Regions from separate parts of the Mus musculus genome. Here regions 1, 2 and 4 are each linked to region 3. The links are chromatin loops, found by intact Hi-C in ENCODE. Cell type or tissue: gastrocnemius. All regions are shown on one strand. Each heading gives the region's core, and the rest is flanking DNA. Links, peaks and the distances in the headings are about the cores only.

Region 1 (5,513 bases), core at 1,179-3,678, 70 kb before region 3:
GGAGTCTGATTCTGTTCTATCATCGGCTATTTTAAGGCTTTCCCATGATTCCTGCCTCGAGGCCATTCTGAAACTGTTTTGTTGATAACACCTTCCTTCTATGACTCAGTAGGTTTTTCTCTTGCCTTCCTCAAACTTTCCTTTTTCACAACAAATTCCATGACCACATCACTGCCTCCCCCATGTTACCCTGCGCCACACTCCCTTCCCATCCAAAGCAAACAGTACTCTATCCCCTCTGAAGACTGAGTCAAGATGGCTGATCTCAATCTTTTCTACATCTTTTAAGTCCAAATAAAAACTAACTGTCTGGGCAGGTTGGGGTTACACTCTCCAGAGGAAAGGATGACTAATTTGATGTAAGAGATTGGGAAATTTGACCAACTATTTTGGAATAAAAGGAGCGAGATTCCTATGGCATACCACGAAATAAATTCCAGATGGACTACAAAGTCCTAGGAAAACCCGAGGACGATATTAGTGAAGGCCCCGTCTCAGGAGGGAGCGGCTGCCTAGAGATTTATGACATGCAAAGGCTTATGTGTCTACATGAGCACAAATTGCTTCTGAATCAACCAAGCCCCAAATGAAATGGAAAACAAATAGAATACTTGTGGCCAAGATAGAGCTCCTTCAGATAGAAAGTCTTTGGACGTTAATAAGAAAATCTGAGCAAGTCATTACAAGACGAGCAGAGACAGCACATTTAGAGATAACACACGAGGTGGGCAGTTTTTGCAGCACATTGAGCAGGTAATTTATTTAAAGAACTCCTCTGATCCATAGAAAAAGGGCAAATAACTCAACATACAGCCCATCATAGGCCACGAGCAGGCAAGTCCCCAGGAGAGAAATAAGCATGGCCGACAGAGACTCAGCCTCACGGGTGACAAGGGAACACAGCTGGAATCCTCCATTTCTTCCCGATGTATCTGTCACACCTGTTACCCAAGAACTCAGCATTTGGGACAGTGAAGCAGGAGGATCAAGCGTGTGAAGCCATCCTGTCTCTGTAAGAAAAAAGAGGGGAAGAAAAATAAAATTGACAAATGAACATTCAAGAGTTAAAAGGAAACAATGGTTGTGGATGTAAAGATACACACAGCTGTGTTTTTCTCACACACACTCACACTCACACAGACAGCACACTCTCACACACACTCACATTTACACACATTCTCACACACACTCACATACTCACACACTCACACAGACAACAATTCACACACACTCACATACTCACACATACTCACACATTCACACACTCACACACTCACATTCACACTCACACACTTATACTCACAAAGAAACTGTCCATACACACTCACATATGCACTCACACACTCACATTTACATACTTACACAGACAACATATTCACACACACACTCATACATACACACTCACATACTCACACACACTCACACACAGACAACACATTCTCTCTCTCACACACACACTCTCACAGACAACATGCTCACACACACACTCTCACAAACAACATGCTCACACACATACATACTCATACTCCCACATTCACACATACACACATAGACAACACACACACACACACACACACACACACACACACATGAGAATTTGTCTATTCTCATTGGTAGGTCTTTGGAGGACACTTTGAATGTAAAATTTAAAACCCATTTGTTTCCTTTGGCCTAGAAGTTCTCCTTACGTTACTTATCCTCTGCAGCACTCACACGTGTGCATGGAGACATATGCAGGGAGTTTTCACTAGAGTAAAAACTGCTAGAATATTCACAGATGTGCGTCTCGAGGCTTTGGAAGGATTTGGAAACAACTCAGCAGTCCAGTAAGAGCAGGTTTACACAGAGATGGTATACAGCATCCTAATGGACCACTACTCAGCTTGCAAAGTGAATGAGGTAGATTTATATGCATGGGCGGGAAGAGATGTGCACTATAATAATAAAAAATAATCATGACCGAAATCATTACTTCTTGAAAGCAGCACTCAGGGTTTTGGGTAAGTCTAACTCCATTTGGGGAAACAAACGGTATGACCCGTGCGGTGGTGCTGCGTCCTCTGTGGGCTTAGCAGGGCTCTCCAGATGGTGGCTGGCCCTTGACTGCACACTATGCTGAGAAGCATCCCCAGTTCCCAGAACCTCTCACCTTGAGCAAATCTGAGTCTGAGGCAGACTCTTCCTCGATTTCCTTCCTTTCACAATGTTGATGAGTACACCTGAGATGCCACAAGCTTTTTACACTGATATAACGTGGGACGTGACCTATAGGATTCTAAAGGATCTACTTAGGAAGGGATAGGGCAGTAGTCACTGTCTCTCTACTAGTGTAATGAAGGAAACAGCAGAGGCTCCTAAACTACTTTTGGCTTAGTACTAGCAGGAATTTCTCAGCAATGACAGCAAGTCATACACAGGGTAGATAGGGTGGCCCTCCATGTCAGAAGGAAGTAAGGCTGGTACAGGAGGAGACCTGAGGCCTTTCTGGGTGCAGGTAAAACTGTTCGAGGTTCTATTTGGTTTTATTTTCTGTCCTCAAGATCAAGCCCTTCTTAAACAAATCCAGAACCCTTGGATTTAGAAATTTTACAAAGGGACCTCACGATATTGTCTTGTTCTCTGTGTCAACCTCCAAAGTAGAACACCCGTTCTTGAGTGTTCCAGACTCAAAGATGGGAGACCAGACTGGGTGCCCCCTGCCACCTAGAGTCCCTCAGAATCCCTCACGGGCTGTGATCTGTGGCTTGACATGACATTGTCATGTTTACTGATCAATTCCTACCATCTTTGTTTCTTTGTACTGTGTAGAAAAACTTGGTAAATGTAGAAGGGGAGGGAATCTCTGCATATCAGGTGGTGGAAAATGAGTCCTAACTCCCAGATAGAGAGAGGGAACACCAGGCTTCCTGAGGGGTTCCTCGCCTTCTGAGTGAAGGTCCTCACTGGGACACCATGCCCCCTTTCGAGCTGAGCTGAGACCATTCTGCATCTGTCTGATACCTGTTTTATAAAGGAAAATAAAACTGACAGACAAGTGTTTACTAGGAATCACATGGCAAGGATGGCCACATTGTCATGTGGGCAATGACCAGAGAAGTCACTTTCCAGTCACTGTTCTTTAAAAAACAAAACAAAACAACAGCAACCCAAAGAAGGCTGATTGGTGATCACGACGAAGTGGCCACATCTCCTTTTCGGTTTGGATTCGGTTACTCAGATGCGGTTGTAGGATTATCTGGAAGGGTATACCAAAACACAGTTTCCTGAATTTTCTTTCATTACAGTTTCCGAACTTTAGTTCTTTGGGTGGATCCAGCATTTCTGGAGGTGTCATAACTTTAGTAGATCCTATGTTTTTAAACATGTTTCATAGGAATGGAATGATTTTAAGATATGAAGAGAGTAAAAGAGGAAAATAATATATAAACTGTGAAATTATAATGTTGTAAAACTGACCTAGGGCTATGAAACAAATAATGAGATATTTGCTTGTATAGATGTCCTGACTGGAACTTAGCCCTAGGAATTCTGAAACCGTTGATCAATTTGTCTCTGTGTGATCCCTCCTTCTCTCTTGGATCTCACTCTGTCTTTCCTTCTGTGTATCTTTCTGTCTCTCTGTTTCTTTCTCTTTCTGATCCGACTTCCTCTCTCTTGGATCCCATTAGCAAGTTATCGGTGGTTACTGTCCCTGGTCCGTCACATCTTGTTATCCCAGTACTCCCCTTTAAGAAAGTCCTGACAGCCTGACTTTGATTCTGGGGACCGACCTTGTGAAAGGAGAGGACTGACTGACTCTGGCTACTTATCTTCTGGCTGCACACATATGCATGGTATGAGCCACTCTATACAAGATTTAAATTAATGAAAATTTAAATAAAAGGAAAGTGCCTTCTATCTTATACTGCAGTGTTGGCTGCTTTTCTTCACACACTTGTCTGCACTTCCTGCTATCTATCTCACTCTCTTGAAGAGCTTTAGGTAAAATATTTCTTTTGCTGAGTCTGAAACAATCTCTGGCCCTTCCCGAAGTGCCCAGTGATTCAAAGCTATAGTCTCTCAGAGCGGAGGACGTCGGTTACCCAGTGGCATCCGTTGTGAGAGCATCTTGTTCTTAACACTTTACATTTCAAAAGCCACCTCTGATTTTGTTCTCCTCACAGTAAAATCTTTACAGCTGATGAGAATCACACAAAAGATATAATTAGAGAGCATTTTATTTCATTATTTATTTCATTTATGAACACATTGAGGCTGTACATACAGAGTTTTGTATAATGTTTCAAGGTAGGTACCAATTGCATAATGTTCAATATTTTTCACTTCTTTGTGGTTAGAATGTCCACAGTCTTACCTTCTAGCTTTTGTGAAATACATGGTTATTGTCACTGGTAGTTCCTCTACTATGTAGTAGTACATGGGAACCCACATACACTTCTTATCCAACGGCAGCTTTGTGCGCATTGAGTGTCCTTCCTCCATCAGGAAGAATCCATAGATGCGATAACAGCCTCAAAAATCAGAATGTCTCAAAACAAAACAAAACAAAACAAAACAAAACAGGACAACAGGAAGGAGAAATAAAGCATATCCATGAATTTAGTATAGCCAGAAGGGTTACAGTGTCCCAGTTGCAAATTTACCAACAAGTATATGGAGAAATAAGTTTTCAGTGAGTTTTCTTTATGTTCGGTTCACTGCCTAACCAAGGGCATGGTGTGAAGTAGGAAACGTTGTTTGGTAGAGGGAGGGGGACTGGTGAGAAGCTTGAGGTTGATCGGAAGTCATCGCCAGAGAGGAGGGATTTGCCCGAGCTGGCAACTACTGATAGGAGCCTGAAAACTCATCCTATGTTAGAAGGGCAAAGAGAATTGCTTCAGGGGAAGAGAAAGCAAGAAGTAGGCAGGAGGTGCTGTGGTGAGGAGGTTTGGTGGTGAAGAGGAAAAGACCCCAAGATGGGAAACTTGAGTCTTTCAAGACAAGAGACAGCCATGAAATAGGAAGGCTGATGATTCCTGCTGCCCTGAAAGCAAACAAGGGCCACCCTCAAAATAAATTCCACATTAGCCAGAAAATGGTGTTGCCCTCCTGATATTTCAGTAGTCAGGAGGTGGAGGCAGGAGAATTGCAACCTTGAGGTTGGCCTGGGCTACATGGTGAGACCCTGTCTCAAAACTACCACAAAAATAACAAAAAGCAGAAGGAATTATACATTGATTTAAAGATATAAAGCAATGTCATTGAATTAAGAGCCAGTGAACTGACTGAATTTAGGGAGGAGACAGTATCCAGTAGAAGTTATAAAGCACCAAGGTAGGATAGACCAAAATAAAAATTCGATAGGAATTTGTCTCCACAAATAGACCAGGCTTGCCTTGAACTCGAGATCACCTGCCTCTGCCTCCCAAGTGCTGGGATTAAAGATGTATACTACCATATCCATCTATAAAGAATTATTTTAAAAAATGTACAAGTAGAACACTTTCTCCACACAGTGCCTTTGCTTACAAAAG
Region 2 (5,513 bases), core at 1,293-3,792, 550 kb after region 3:
ATAACTCACAATGGATGATTAGATTATGGGACACACACAGTGTAATACTATGCTACTATGTAATAAAAAGGTTTACATGGTAACATTTTTTTGTATACTTGGTCAGGTTATTCAGAATAAACCCAGTCAGTCAGTTAGTCAACCCAGCAATAAGTTATTATTTTCATTCCATCCTTTTATTTTCTTCATTGTTATAATTTTTTTTTCATAATCCTTAGCACTGTTTTGTGTTTTGAAGGGGAAAAGGTGAATTCAGTGAATGTTTAGTGACCACATCATTACCTCCCAGATACCAGATGCCTTAACAGACTCTGGGGATCCTGGAGAGCGCCAAAAAGAAATGTGCGTGTTCGTTCTCTCTCTCTCTCTCTCTCTCTCTCTCTCTCTCACACACACACACACACACACACACACACCCTTTCCCTCTGTCTCTCTCTCCCTTCTAGCTTGCTTTCTCTCCCCCTTTCTCCCCCTCCCCCTTTCTCCCCTCCCTCCCTTTCTCCCCTCTCTCTCCTTTTAATGAGTTTGTTAAACTGAGCCTTGCATGCCTGAAAATAATTATTTTGGCTTCACCACAGATGATAACTTGCCTAGGTATGCACCAGCTCCCGAGTACTTTGAAGATGTTCCTATCTTTTGATATATTGCTTTGATGAAAAGTTGGCTGCTTTTGTTGTTTTAATTTATCTGTTATCTCTGGTTTGCTCTTTAAGATCTTTTTCTTTGTCCTTGATGCTCTGAGTTTCCTATCATGTGCTTAGGTAAGTTTGTTTTTATTTATGCTAGCAGGATTTATGCATTTTTAAAACTTGACATCTGCCTTTACTTCTCAGCATAATTCCTTTAAATTCTTTCTTTGGGCTGTTTTTTGTATCCGTTTCTATTTGCTACTGAGCTTGTGAATTTATGTCCTTTATCTTCTCCTTTACAGTCTTCATCTTGTCATCGTCCGAGTTCTGAGTCCTCTCTCCAGCTAGGTGTGATTTCTTATTTATTTTATCTTTTGAGGTTTTCAGTTTAGAAAGTTTTAATTCCTCTCATGTACCAATTGGACTGTTAACTCTTTTGTAGCATTATTTTAATTTAAAAAAAGAGCCCACTCCTTTATGTCCTTTTGAAAATTTTATTCCTTTATATGTCTTTGTAGATTTAGGAATAGACATTTCTTTCTGAATCACTTTCTCATCTCTGTATCTGCCTGTTGTTATTTTCTGCTGTGGTCTGAGCCTATTTCTTTTGATACTGTACTTCTATCCATGTGTCTCTAGTTTATGTCTGCTCTCTGATTCAGTTTTAACCCTGATCTTGGTGCCTGGAAATTTTCCCTGAGAGCTTGTGTTAGGCATAAGAATCAAGTTCTTTGCTGGGCAGTGGTGGCACACGACTTTAATCCCAGCACTAGGGAGGCAGAGGCAGGCAGATTTCTGAGTTAGAGGCCAGTATGGTCTACAGAGTGAGTTCCAGGACAGCCAGGGCTATACAGAGAAACCCTGTCTTGAAAAACAAAAACAAAAACAAAAAACAAAAAAAAGTTCTTAGCCAATGGGTAAGGGAAGCAGCTTTAACTATAGCCATTGTTTGAAGATTTTCAACTGAAAGAAAGGAGAAAATCAGCGCATTATTTAAAGCAGCTCTTGATGTTTGGGGACATTAGGTCTCTTTGAGAATCTGAAAATAATGAATCCTAAAGAGTCAGGATCTCACAGAGTCTATGTGTAAAAGTGTATCTTTACAAGGCCTGGGTAAGAAGCCATAATCCAACAGAATTACATGTTCAATATGACTATGGGCTAAGGGGGTGACATCAAGGCATGATATCATTTGATGGTGTTCAAGCTTGGTTAAGCAGGGAAGCACATATTTATATAAGATCTGTTACAAGTACAAACTTATAAAACTGCTGTAAGTAAATGTCTCCAGTTAATGCCAGTGTGGGGTTTTAGAGCATGCTCACTTCCAGCTCCCACCTCTCCTGTCCTGTTCCCAGAGGCATATGCTAGGACTTTCAGTATGGCCATAGAATCCCGGTGACCCAGAATAATGTCTTCATACTTATATGTCTGAAGAGAATCTGGTTCTTTGACTTTTTAAGTATATGTATTTATTTGTGTGTGTCATGCATGTGCTATGGTGTGCATGTGGAGGTCATGCATGTGCTATGTCATGCATGTGCTATGGTGTGCATGTGGAGGTCAGAGGAAGGCTTGTGGGAGTCAGTTCTCTCCCACGTAGGACCTGAGAATCAGTCTCAGGCTGTGTCTTGGCAGCAAGCGCCTTTTCCCACTGAGCCATCTCCTGGCCTTGTAAGTACGGTTCTTATTGGAGTTCTGTTGCTGGTTACTTAGTAGATCACTTCGTCTAAGAAGAGGAGATAAGGGCCTTCCGTGAGAGGAGTTCTGTATTGTGAAATGTGCTTGAAGTATATAATTACACAATTACATTATGATGACATTGGAAGTGGAGCTTGATACAAGCAGAAATGTTAAGAGGGAATTTTTTCCTTGCAGGTTTGCTATTTGGCAGTTTTTAAAACGATGGCTGTTCTGTGCCCAAACATATCAGGAAGCCATCCTCTTTTTTTTTTTTTTTTAAAGAAAGAGAGCATGGCTTATTGAATTGTCTCCTGTCTTTTTTTTTTTTTTTTTTTTTTGGTTTTTTGAGACAGGGTCTCTCTGTGTAGTCCTGGCTGTCCTGGAACTCACTCTGTAGACCAGGCTGGCTTTGAACTCAGAAATCTGCCTGCCTCTGCCTCCCAAGTGCTGGGATTAAAGGTGTGCACCACCACGCCCAGCTGCCATCCTCATTTTTAGCACACATACTGCACATTATAAAAGACCTCAGGAAACAGCCACAAAATGTAGAGGAGACGCTGCAGAATAAGGAGGTCATTGACAGCTTCATTTTACTCTGTTCATTTTCGTATTTTCTTTAAGTTTTTAATTGTATTTTAATTGTGTGTGTGTGTGTGTGTGTGTGTGTGTGTGTGTGTGTGTGTGAATAAGTTCTTTCTTTCTACCATGTGGGTCCCAGATATTGAACTCAGGTCTTCAGGCTTGGTGGTAAGCCCTTTTGCCCACTGAGCCATCTTGTGGTCTCTCATTTATACACATTTTCTGAACATTCTAGAGTAAGCTTGGAAGGTAGAGGCAGGAGCATTGGGCTTCCCAGGCCAGGCTAGACTTACATAGGTCCATCCTGCCTGTGCTGTAAAAATGAACACTATTTGAAAAGTGTTCAGGAATGACTAGATACAATTTTCATGAAGAGAATATTTTAATAACTATCATTTCATAGAGAAACAAAGCTATACACGTTCAGTTTTGGGTTTATATGTATTTAGAGTAAAGTATAATTGCATATTTTTTGCCTTTTATGTTTTAAAATTTTATTTTATGTGTATGAGTGTCTGTCTATGAGTATGTCTATGCACTATATGTGCAGTGCCAGAAAGGGCCAGAAAATGGTGTCAGACGCCCTGGAACTGGAGTTACTGACGGTTGCAAGTCATCACGTGGGTGCTGGGAGCCAAACCTGGTTCCTCTGGAAGAGCAGCCAGTGCTCTTACCCTCTCCAGCCTTGTATGTGTTTACTTTTAAAAAGAACGGAATCTGTTGTAAAAGCGTTCTTCAATGTTCCCCTTTAGGTGTTTCTGTTTGAGAGAAGAGAGCTGCTGCAAGAGGAAGTAGCGGCTCATCAGGCTTCAGGATGTCTGAAGATGAGGAAAAGGTGAAGTTACGCAGGCTTGAGCCAGCGATACAGAAATTCACTAAGATCGTGATCCCAACAGACCTGGAGAGGCTAAGAAAACACCAGATAAACATCGAGAAGGTGAGTGTTTCATTTCTATCACAGAAGCAGGTACCTGTGTGGGTTCTTCCTTGCTGTCTACGTTTCAGCTACAAGGAGAGTCTGAGGCTTTTCTGAGACCCCTCCACCCTGCTTATAGCAGCATTACTTTTCAACTGGTCTTCAAGTTCACAATTGTAATTCTCAAATATTCCTTTTATTATGTTGAGGAAGGGAGATGGGAGTAGAGTTTATGCCTTTTTAATTTACATGTGGAGGTCTTAGATAGTAATTAAATCACACTGTTTGATGGTGCCCCATAGTGTGAAGGTGGGGTGCTGTGGCTAATGGACCTGCCTTAATCTCATTCACCCCATGGCTAGTGTTTTGAACTTGTGCCTATCAAGAACTTCTATCCTCTTCAGGTGCACATGTAAACGATGTAAACAATTGTGTGATGTGAGGGAATTTCCTTTCTTCACTGCTTCTCTTTGACAAAGGATCCAAATTGAGAAGTTCTGCCAAGGCAGATGAGCTGCTCAGAGGCCCTGCCCTGGCCAGGGTGTGATGTGGGCCTGTGATGTTTACCGAAGCCTCAGGTTTACTGAGAACTGAGCTTTGACTTGGAAAGGTGGGTTGTCATCTGCTTTCAGCACTGAGCTGTGTCTACCTCTACTTCTTTATTTTTATTTTTATTTTTATTTTTATTTTAGGGTTAGAATGGATGGTGTGGTTATTAAGCCTTTCAGTATCAGCTGTATTTACTAAAAATACCAAAGTTTTTCTTCTACTGATTTTTCTAGTATTTAAGTGCTTTTAAAAAACACAAAAATTAATTTCTAAGATGTCTACAATGAAACTTTCTCTAGGAGTCTTCTAGAATTCAGGATTAATATTTTTCCATCCCCATTTCTTCTCTTCTTTATATATGGAGCATAAGCGATGGCTCTATTGCATCAGGATACAGAAGGAAGTATCTGCTAAACTGCTTCTTGCACTGGAAGAAAGTGAAAGCTCAAAAAAACACGGCTAATGAAACCTTTTACCTTGAGTTGAGCAATCCAAAGTAAACACGTCAGCTTCAATATTTCTCCATTACAAAGGATAAGAATTAGGTAGATGAACTGAATCTGAAAGGGAGAAACAAGAGGTCTGTGAGCTCTTAAAGCCATTTCCCCCTTTATTGTCCTACTCTAAGTTTGACATTTAACATATGTTTCTCATTTTGCATGGAAATGCCTGTTGTCATTGCCCTTCAATCCTAGCTACAAGTGTATGTGATCCTATCAATGGGAAAGGGGGAACCCCACAGCAAATCGGAGGAATAGGGAATAGGGTTAGATGCATTGGTGATTGGATTAGCTGTACAAGGTGTAGTAAGAGAATTACCCTGGAGTTAGTGCCATCGATCCTGCTTTGCCTGAACATGTTTCTTTTAGCAGTTTTGCTTATTATGAAACCTTCAGACGTTATCAGATGATTATCCTGGACAGATAGATGGTAATGTCTAAAACCAAGAAAGTAGGCTCATACTGATTTATGCTTTTGTCTTTAAATATCCTTGAACATTCACTGTCTGCAGGGTTTCTAGTTTGCTTATGAAAACTCCTCTTTCTGTGCACAGGCTTGAATGGTGCATTTTGGTGGCTAGGCTGTGTTATGAAGCACACTTAAAACTGCAGCCCCTCACTCTGTTCAAAAGAGTTAAGAACTAAATTCAGGCTCCA
Region 3 (5,513 bases), core at 1,458-3,957:
ACTGCAGACTTCTCTACGAGTTGGTCTTGAAAGGAAAGAGCTAATCTTGCAAGCACAATTTGCTCTTCTGGCTGGAGGAGAGATAGGGGAGCCAGAGGAGTTTCTCTTGAGGGAGATTTAGACAGCACAGTAATTCCCAGATTGGATGACAGACAGTCTCAATAGAGAAGAAAGAAGGAGGCCACTTGGCAAGGAGATGAACAGAAGTCAAAGGACTGGAAGGGACACGTGGTGGATGGTGACAGACACTGCACTGTCAGAAGTGTACACGCCCTCATCTCGGTCCATAGCTGGCTTTTTTTTTTTTTTTTTTTTTTGAAATCTATAAAGCTATCCACAACACAGAGAACCAGAAACAAACCAAAGGACTTGGATTTTCAAAGGCCTTTGGAATTTCTGACTAAAGACAGGAATAAGGCAGCCACACTTCTTGTCCCTCAGAAACCCACTGACATTGACAAGGGACACACCTGAAGGAAAGAATGCTGTCTTTTATGGGGTCAAGTCCACATCCCAAAGCCTAAAGCTCTCCCCCCAGTCCTGTGAAACCTGATGGATAGCCAGAGGGATGGAGTCTGCTTCGGGATTTTCCTAAAGGTGAGTAGATCCATGCATTTTAGGACTAGGTAGCAGCTATGCAGACAGATTACCCCTGAAGAAGACAGATGGACCCCAAGGAATGCCTGGGAAGTCAGCAGCGTGGAAGGAGAAATTATATCAATCCACCATGTCCACTGCCAGGGACCAACTGGTGAGGGAGGGCACGTGCCTGGGATGAGGCAGCCTGTTCTGGAGAGGAAAGGGTTGATCTTACAGCTTATAGTCTTCAGGAAGCAAAGTCAGGGCAGGAACTCAAGGCAGAAACTCTGAGGGAGGAGCTGAAGCAGAAACCATGGAGGAGAGGTCTGTAGAGTTTACTCTGCTTTCTTCCACAACACAGGACTGCCTGCCCAGGGTGTCACTCTTATAGTTGGCTGGAAAATGCCCCTACAGACTTGCATCCAGGCAATCTGATGGAGGCATTTTCTCAATTGAGAGTCCTCTTCTCAGATAACCCGTGTGTGTCAATAAACAGCAACATCGACAACAAGTCAAAGCAAACAAACGAACGAACAAACAAGAAACTAAACGCCACACAGCCTATGCTTTTGAAATGCTTCACTGAATGGCATGGACCAAAAGCCACAGGGAAATGAATAGCAAGAGCAAGGATCGATTTGGTGAAAGTGGCTTTGAGACAAGAAGCCTGAGCCCCAACTTCCAGCCTCTCCTGTTTGTCCTCAACGGATCTCCAACAAGCAGCTAATTTCTTGAAAAGTGAGGAAGGAAGAAAAAAGAGCCCACACAAGACTTAGGGATATTCTTGCAAAGGAAGGAGGCATATGACTTATAAGGGGCACATGTATGAGACATCTTGATTATGTTTGCAGCATCCAGGATACTTCCCACGGGTGCGTCTGGTGGTGCCAAACGAGAGCATTATTTCTGCTGTGAAAAAAATAGACTTGGTCATGGACTTGAGTTAGCCAAGTAAATATTTTCTTGGCAGTGTACAACATCAGTGCAAAATGCCTATTATGCATAGTCTATAATTATAGCATTCAATTAACATTCTCAAGGGATTATCATTTTGGGCATGGTGGCTGGGACTTGGGAGTTTTGAGTTCTGCCTGAGATTTTTTTGCCTAAAAAAACTACAAGCTGATGTTTGAGTTAAGAGGTTCAGTACAGACACTCTAGGGGAAAGGATACCAGAAAAGTGGAGATTGTATCAGGTTTGCATCACAACCTGTTACAATGTGTCCCCAAATAACTCAGTGAGGCTGAGCTCTATGCAATGCATAGTTTTCTGTCTAAAAAAGCCTTCTCAGTGTTAGTTTACTTGGTTCATTTCTGGGTCACATGGAGTTTTGACAGAGTTTATCTCCCCCAGATTTAGATGATATTATAGAAGGGGGAAAATACCAATATATGTAAAGAACACTTAAACCTAAACACAGGAAGACAGTGCGTAATTGAATACCTATGATGAGTACTTGGTAATTGTCAAGTTTACAACCCCCTGTGTAAATAGGGATACATCACTTTTGTGTCTTTGTGGCCTAATACCTGACATAAAAAGATGTATGGGCAGGAAAGATTTATATTGACTCCTGGTTTCATAGGTGAGGAGGCCATAGCAGAGCAAAGCATTTCCCGTCTTGGTGGCCAGGAAGCAGAGCAAGGAGACTATAGAAGTGGCCAAGACCTGTTTGTTGATCTTTTACTTCCAAGGAGGCCTGCCTCCCAAACCTAAGACCTTCCAGAACCTTCCCAAATAGTGCCACCAGCTGGGACCTAACAGGCTTTGGTGGAACATGTCATAATAGGCGGCACTATTCCCATTTTACAGATGAGATAACTGACTCAGAGACGTTATGTAATTGGTATGAGGTGGAGGAGTCAGGATTCAAATCCAGTAATTGAAGAGTGAGCCAGAATATCCAAAAGAAGTCAGAATATCCTTCAGTCAGAAATGCCTCTTAAAATAACCTATCTGCTTCAATACTTTGATGATGCCCAAGACAAAAATATGAATATATGCATTTTATTCCACTCCCATGCAAAAATCTCATTGAAATAGCCAGAGAGCTATAATAAGAGGGGCAAAAATAATGTGCTAGAAACGGGGCAGGGTGTGCTTCACTCACTATGCATGGTGGCGACTTTCTGGAAGTTGGAAAGGAGATGGCTGGACTGTAAGGGATGATGGGACTGACCAGGAACACTCGGCCACACAGTGCTAGCACCTGCTCACTTCTGCATGGTCTAGCAATGGGGAATGGGTGACCAAGATGACAGATGTGCATCACAGTGAGAAAGTTGTCATGAGTGCCTTTGTGTCAGGCCTTGGCATGGTCACTGGTGTTTAATGCAGCCTGGGACTGGCAACCAGTAGATGGCAGAGTCAGGCCTGGAATCTCTTTGCCTGGGAGGCTGGTTGACCCAACTGGTGTTCAGCACTCTAGGATGAATTGGCAAGCAACTTTGTGCTCTGGGAATCCAGTACTTTGTGGGATATAAGTTAACATCATTGGCAGATAGTAGGGAAGTCCCCGAGGGCATGGAAAAGACAGAAGAGAGAGGGACTGTGTGTGAGCGAGGAGTGGTCACCTCAGGAAAGGCTGGCCCTTAAGGCTGACATATAGCTATTCATTTTGGGTGTAGTGATCGAGGAGTGGTCACCTTAGGAAAGGCTGACCTTTAAGGCTGACAAATAGCTATTCATCTTGGGTGTAGGGACAGAAGCACAAGGGGAAGAAGGGAAGGCATGGGACAGTATGAATACTATCCCACGTGCAAAAAATGGACTGGACTGGCAAGACATGCCCACATCCCTGGAGATCACCCAAGAGGAAAGATATGTAGGTATCTGGGGTACCACAGAGGATGGGGAAGTGTCCCCCGCCCCTTGAGCTTTACAGAGTGTTCTGGGTGTTTGGCAAGAACCACCACAGAGGTAGTTATAGGAAGATGTTGGGACTGTTAAATATTATGGCAAAAGAAAACCCCCATCAAGAGATAGCATGGTGTGGATTTGAACTTGGATCTATGATGCTGGGTCCCGTGATTTCGCATCCCTGGGTCTCAACAAGTAGGATTGAAAATCTGAGAAGCAATGGTCCACATTAGTCCCAACTTGTCCTCCTGGGCACACTTCCTCAGCAGCACTCTCTGGCGATGACACGGTCTAGTCATGGTGTGGTAGCTGGGTGTCTCAGAAGCCTGGCACAGGAAACCCATATCAACAACCATAAATGGTAACACTGGGCTTTTATTACTTTAATTCTGCTCCAGACAGATTCTTCTTCCACTCTCCAGTGATAGCCTCTTCTTGAAAAAGAAAACAACCAATCTACATTTTATTTTATGTACCTATACTATTGCCCCTGGCCACGATTTCTCGGACCATCTCATGTCACGATTTAGCGTCTCTTCTGTCTGAACTCGGTCTCCTTGCCATGTTCCCAATTGACTTATCCTTCAACACTTAGCTCAGCTGTCATCCCCACCCTGCATACATCTGTCATGTAGCACCGTCCTCTCAGGTTGCAACCCGTGGGACATCTGCGTCTCTTCCTAGTCAGGGAGCCTCCGGAGGCTGTGTCTTATTTCTCTTTCTTCACCACGGAAGGGATGACAAACCTGAGTGGATGTTTGCTGGAGATTGTGTTGATGCAGAACACATGAAATATTTGGAGGAAAATGAGTTTTTGCATTGCTGGCATTGAGCCACATGTCCATTCTTGGCACTGAGTCACTCACTCTGCACATAAAAGCAAAATGAAGGTCTTGAGATTAGATAAATTTTCATGATTTCCTCATTTTACCCTCCATGCCCACCCTGGACTCATCTACGCTGTCTTTGTCTTGGCCTGTGGTACATGAGCAAGAGTCAGTTTCTGGGCCCAGTATGCATGTGACATACTTCTATGACAATTATTAAGAAAGAGAAGCCATCCAGGCTTTATCTATGCAAAATGTGTGTGTGTGTTTCCTTGATTGTTCCCCAACTTTTATGTTTTAAAGCAGTCTCTCAATGAACCTGAAACTCATTGATTTGCCTAGATTGCTGGCAAATGAGCTTCAGAAATCTGTCTGTTCCCCCACCCCCATCCCTGCCACTGCTGGGGTAACATATATGTGCATGTAACCCCATCTAGCTTTTTATATAGGCCATGGGCATCCAAACTTAGGTTCTCATGCCTTTATGGCAAACCCTCTATGATGAGCCATATCTCCAGCCAAGTGGTATGGGTTTCATTATCACAATTTGCATGTTTTTGGGCAACATGCTCCCTCTCCTTTGGACTCAACTTCTGGCTACACAGAAAGCAAAGGTGGGCAAACAATCTAAGTTTCCTTCTGGGAAGCTTGAGTCTTCTCATGCAGTTTGAAGCAGGCCCTGAAATCCATCAGCAGGAGGACTTTGATTGGGAAGATACCCCACGGCCCACAAATTGGACCTTCTCTTTCCCCAGCTGTGTGATTGGCACCTCATCAATAAGGTCCTAACATCTGGCTCAGAGAATCAGAACACTGTCTCTAAACTGGCTGTGAGCACCTTACGGCCCATCTTGTTGAAAGCCGTCTGACTGTCTAAATGAAGGTCGACGAGCTGGACAGACAGTGGCTTTGGAGGGGTGGGGCAGAGCTCTGAGCACAGGGAGGCAAGTCTGTTTATTTGTTTCCTAATTCTAATTAGAGGAAGGAAAAGAGTGTCAGGAGTCTTTAGCGATTCACATCTTAATAGCTTGGTTATAATTTATTAATTCCTTTTCATCAAATTTTCAGCATCCTTTTCCCCAGGAGTCTGAACTGACTCAAATGTATTTATTGTTTCGAGGTGGGGTGTCATTAAATATTTGGCATCTCCTAAAGCCGTTGGGAAGCTGGATCGTATACCATGTGCCTGCACACAATTTCTGAAGGGAAAAAGCATAGACTGGTAGGACATTAGGAAGAGCGGGTGA
Region 4 (5,513 bases), core at 1,137-3,636, 340 kb after region 3:
TGTATTCAGATCTTCTTAATCTTTCCTGTTCCTTGCAAGATGGATTAGATTTTTTAAAAATTTCTTTTCTAATCTTCTTTTCTTTTCTTTTTTTTTTCTAGATATGGATTTGGATACATCCCCTTTTTCATTGGTTTCAACTCTGAGGACAATCTACGCAGTTCACAAAGTCTCCCATTCATTGCTTTTCTTTCTGAAAATGATTTTCAAGGAGGATGCTTGTTGCTGAGTCATTGGATGTCTGAGATATCCTTCTGTTATTTCACAATTTAAAGACAACTAGGCTGGGTATAAAAGCAGCAACTTGCAACTTTGATTCTCAAAACTTTGCATACAATACATCACTTTCTTCTAAATTAAGCCTTTAGAGTAAAAGCCAGAGAACAGCCAGATTTTCGTTATATTTTTAGGTACTCTGTTTCTTTTGCTTAAATACTTATAAAAGATTTTTCTTTTGGTTGTGAATTAAAACTGTTGCCAGGATACATCATCATGTGTGCCTTTGTTCATTGATTTGTCTGGAACACAATGATTTTTTTCAATCTGGGTCTTACTTCTGTTCATGAATTTTTTTCCTGTTACTTCTTTAATTATTGTGTTTCTTCCATTTGTTTTAGTATTTTCTCCAGGGGAACCAGTCATATATATATATATTCTCTTTTGTCTTCCACAGATAAATCAAATCATGCCAGAACTCTGGTAGAACTGTGGTTCCCTTGGCTCTGTGCTGTGCACTGACGTGCATAGCATCTGGCCTGGGGCTGCTCCTATTCTATACGTCTCTTCTGGTGAAGTCCCAAACTTACTCCACAAACATTGATTTCCTGATGCTGTGAATCTGCAACGCACATAATTCCCAGCATATGCTGTCACCACAGTTTCTCTCTTTGTTTTCATTTCCAACCCAACTGAAGAGCTTTACCTGAGAGTGTGAAGGTTCACCGGAGCTCCAGGTGGCCAAACTTGACCTATGGTCTGAGTCTTTCCTGAAACCTCTTATTTTTCTGGATATAAAATAGTATGACAGTATTCTCAGCCTCACAAACCAATCCACATATGTCTACACACGCAGACTCTCATTAGTACTAGACTTGAGTCTCTAGGTCTGAAGTTGTGTGGAATGGTGGGGACCCAGACCTTCCAACCTCCTCATTTCAAAGGGATTCTGTTTCAGATAGTAAAGCTGCCAGTGAGTCACAGAGGAAAACAAAAGATGTGCCTCGACCTTATTCTTTGTAATCACATAGCTTCTTCCCTTTGAAATTATGTTGGCCATTGCTTTTATTTTTGTTTTTAGAGTACCTATTTTCACCCTCTGCCTCCACAGCCATTTTAGAGGAAAGCTGAGAAGGCTTCATGGGGGGCTGCTAGCCAGACTCCATTTTTAGCTAGAACTCCTATGGCTTCCTAATGAATAATTAAAACGTGACTGGGGAGGATATTCAGCAACTAAATCAATGCTGGAGATTATTCACTGAGGGTGCGAATTCTGGGTATCTCAAAGTGAGAGAAAAGGAATGTCATCTTTCAGGAGAGAAGGAAAATTCCTAACAACTGACTAAGGTTCCTAATAGAAACGATGATGGAGAAAGGTATTCCTAAAATAAAAGGCTTATGCAGACAGCTCAAGTTGCTTTCCACCAGGACAGAATTAAGGGTACCCGTCCTGCCCATTTGGGATTAATGTCACCACATCAGGTCCTCACTCTAGTGCAGGCAATAACGGTTTGTAAGAAAGAGCACCATGTGGCGGCCTTGTTAATCTTCGGGATGAAAAGCAATTGGAAGTTGGCAACACACACTGGCATGCCTTGGACTAAAAGGAGATTTTAGTATGACACAGCAGTTTTTAGGGCTGCTCGGAATTAATATGAGATACATGGCCAAATATACTGTAGAGCACGGGCAAGTGTTGATAGTCAACTAAATGAAGTCGTGTGAAAATTTAAAAACAATACAGTTTGAACAAAAGGAGTTTGGTATTTACATGAATGGGACCGAGGGAGAAATGCTGCCACATGGGACATATCTTTAAAGTTACATTATTGCTGTCATTTTGGAAAATAACTTCCTTAAAGAGCCTCAATAGAAAAATGGGTACATGTGTCATTCTGAGAGCTGAAACTTCTTCCACCGATAATAAAATGTCCCTTCAGGTTCACTAAGGGAAGGAAGCCCATCCTCTTTTTAAAGACATCCTTAAAACCCCACCTGGGAGTGGAGTAGAGTTTGGATTCTACGTTGTTTTTAGAGACTGCCCTCCAATCCAAGCTAAGTCATCATCTTGTTGAGGAGTTCAAGCTGTCCCCTCTTGCAAAAATGACCATGTTGGCTGGTCTTTATTGACTATTTACATCCATTCAGGTGGAATGGGGAGGGTCACAAAACCCCCTACCCGAATATCCACCAGCAATCTACCACCTGTAGATTGCAACTCTGGCTTAAGTCCCTGTGTGAGTGAGTGTGTGTGTGTGTGTGTGTGTGTGTGTGTGTATACATATATGTATGTATGTATGTATGTATGTATATGTATTAGATTATAGAGGTGCTAGGGAACTATGGGAGAAGGGTTCCATCTGTGTGTCTACTAGAAAGCTCTTATCTTTGTTGGGTTTAAGCTTTCCAAGTGCAGCTGGGGCCGGGGAGCACTCACACCCACGTAGGTATCCCTCACGTGTGCTTTGTGAGGAGGCCCAGTAAACTCACTTGTTTCCAGGAGTGAACTCTGGCAGTATCCTGCCTCAATTTGTCATTTGTATCTTAGGAGAAGGGACAGACATTGCTTATGTCTCCTCTGGGGAAGCATTTTAACAATAAATGTGCTAAAGAAAGGCTAAACCTACAACCTGGTTTAGTGTATTTTCAAAGTAGGCAGCACGGGAAAGCAAAATGGGAACCGACGATTGAAAGGGACAGAAGCAAGTGGCTAAGACAGAGATGGGGTCAAGATGCAGCGAAGCACTTTCAATAGCAAACCCTGGCACTCCGGCAGCTCATAAGAAGGCAACGACTTGTTTGAACTAGTCTGACCTTTCAGCAGGAGGGGCCTTGCCGATTCCAGGATAAAATTATTTTAGAACCAAAATAATTTCGAGATTATCTAGTACCCCGTCACTGGAGGACACCCAGGCCCAAGGAGATTAAAGTGTTTGTGTACACACATGTTAAATTGGTTGCAGAAGTGGAATTATGACCCAAACTCTCCTGATCCTCATTGAGGAGTTTTTTCCACTACACCAACCTTCTCGCACCTCCTCTTTGGAGTGTCTTAGGGAAGCAGCGTATGGTGGAAGGAGAGCTCTAAGCTCTAAGCTCTGTGTTTTTCACTCCTTGTTTGAATTCTGGAAGCCGTAACTGACTTTAGCTCATCCCGTCTGAAACTTTCGCCTATTATTATTTCTAGATGGGCAACAAGCTTTCACAAAACCCCCTCAGGACTACAGACATCTGTATTGGTCAGCTTTCTGCAATACCTAAGAAAATAATACGCAGAAAGAAAAGATTTGCCTTGACTCGCTGTCAGTTGGCTCATTGCTTTTGGGCCTGTGGTGACGCGGCACATCACCATGCGAGCACACAGCAGAGAAAGATGGCCCATCGCAGCAGGAAGTGAAAGAGGAGAAGAAGGGGGGGGTCTGTGCAGCTGCCGCGTCCTTTGGGGGCACACACAGCTGATCCAGAAGACCTCCTATCGGCCTTATCTCTTTAAGCTTCTCTCACGTGTCAATAGCGTCGCAGACTGAAACACTGATAAAACCGGAGGGAAGCTCTCTCTGATGACGTGAAATCAGCTTCCCTGAGACTTATATTCTTATTTCTAAGAGATTTTATCTCTTTTTACTGTCATTTACTGCAACGATCTTGCTCTGAGAGTCCACACTTGCTGGGCTCTATTCTACCTTCTGGCTATAAACCTGACATTACCCATGCAATCTACTTTGAAAGAGGATCCTTAACTACTATTACATACAATAAGGCCAATATTTAATTGCTAGGCACATGTAAATACTCATTTACCACTAGAAACTTTTTTCCTTATTTTAGGGTGAGTGTGTGCGTGTGTGTATGTCTGTGTGTGTCTGTGTATGTGTGCATGTGTTTGGTGTGTGTACATGTTAGTGGTTGTAGAGGACACTTTGTTTTCTCCTTTCATCACGTGAGGCCCCCAACAAACACATCATCAGGCTTGGTGACAAGCACCTTGACCCACTGAGTGAGTTACCTCTATAACCTGTGCTTTCTGTTTTTATTATTATTATTATTATTATTATTATTATTATTATTATTATTATTATTATTATTTGATCACTTGTTTAGTCTTGAGACAGGTTCTTGCTATGTAGCCCAGGCTGAATTCATAATGCCTGCCTGGCTTCTCCTGCCTCAACCTTCCTAGAGCTGGCATTCCAGGCATGTACCAAACCCAACTTACACAACTGTTTTCTATTAACTATGACATCATCCATCTCTTCTTATGTGGATCTCTAAATCCATAACCTGGTTGGACCTTCTTCTGTGAAGGAACAAGGGGTCAATAATTTAAGCTTTTAAGCCTCTCATTGGTGTCACAACCCCTTAACTGTATTTCTAACTTGAACTCTGTCACAGAGAATGTATAAGTGTCGCTGTGTTACGTAAAAATTGGTTGCATCTGACCTGAAGGCCACAGTTCTCCACCTATGTTCTAAAAGCTTCATAAATCTCACAGCCTTTCTTTAGCTTGCCAATGGCCCTTTATAATATGTCACCAAAATCTCCGTGTACCTTGCTCTAAGGATGGCTGGAATGGTATAATAGGGCTAATAAGTACTATGTACAGGATATCAACCAACTGTTTGAGGTGGTGAGCTTTTTAAATAAGAGCAGCACGTTCATGAACAGGTAAAATGGATCAGCAGTTAAAAGTGACAGCTATAACTAAGGACTACTGAGAGTAACAGCAGGAGGGCTTTTCCCAGGAGATGGGCCCCTAATGAGTTATCCAATACTAAATGGTCAGTCCTGAAATCATATTCACACAAGTAACACTAAGGGACTGAGAAGTCTTACACATACACACAAGCACACAATACACGTTGATATATGTATAAGATATACATATTATATGTATATATATGAATATGAAAAGGAGCCCATAATATTGAGAAGAAGCCAAAGGGAGTACATGGAGGTAGGGATTGAAAGGGGGAAAAGAAATGGGATATTATTTTTGTAATTATATATTTTTTTTAATTTTTAAATTTAATTTCTTGTAAAAGCGCTTGCATGCAGATGCAGGCCTGATGACGTAAGCTCAGTCCCTCAAAGGAGAGAATCAAAGGCCAAAAGTTGTCCTCACAACCTCTGTCTGGGCTGTCATGCACAGGGCCCAAAGCACTTACCTTATTTTCAGCCCCAGCACCCACATTCATCAATGCTCACTTACTGCTCTTGTGCACCATCACACATGGTGGTTTGTACTCATTTTTGTGGTCACCTGGAATCCCTGATTGCTGAGAATGGAGATGCAAGTG

Evidence for each region. Peaks named below come from ENCODE experiments on the same cell type or tissue, not always from the same donor. Only the 100,000 strongest peaks of a DNase experiment are listed, where the experiment ranks them.
Region 1: a loop joins it to region 3, with 2.7 times the contacts of the local background. A loop is called at or near these places in 2 of 42 quality-filtered maps.
Region 2: a loop joins it to region 3, with 2.3 times the contacts of the local background. A loop is called at or near these places in 2 of 42 quality-filtered maps.
Region 4: it touches region 3 in a loop (2.1-fold over the local background); 2 of 42 quality-filtered maps call a loop at or near these places.

Annotation. Positions count from the first base shown.
Region 1 is chr4:47,504,919-47,510,431 of GRCm38, forward strand. No RefSeq gene overlaps it. Among named protein-coding and RNA genes, the nearest start is that of Gm42283, 13 kb to the left of the region's middle. In gastrocnemius, for the core only: no CTCF peak of the experiment used is centred there; no DNase peak of the experiment used is centred there.
Region 2 is chr4:48,128,122-48,133,634 of GRCm38, forward strand. It overlaps Stx17 (syntaxin 17), which reads left to right. Exons shown (of 8, transcript NM_026343.2): 2 at 3,644-3,828. The coding sequence starts at 3,706. Among named protein-coding and RNA genes, the nearest start is that of Stx17, 6.0 kb to the left of the region's middle. In gastrocnemius, for the core only: no CTCF peak of the experiment used is centred there; a DNase peak (open chromatin) is centred at 2,259.
Region 3 is chr4:47,574,749-47,580,261 of GRCm38, forward strand. No RefSeq gene overlaps it. Among named protein-coding and RNA genes, the nearest start is that of Gm32487, 25 kb to the right of the region's middle. In gastrocnemius, for the core only: a CTCF peak has its summit at 2,927 (motif pointing right); a DNase peak (open chromatin) is centred at 2,969; H3K27ac peaks cover 341 bases.
Region 4 is chr4:47,912,649-47,918,161 of GRCm38, forward strand. No RefSeq gene overlaps it. Among named protein-coding and RNA genes, the nearest start is that of Gm46853, 39 kb to the right of the region's middle. In gastrocnemius, for the core only: no CTCF peak of the experiment used is centred there; no DNase peak of the experiment used is centred there.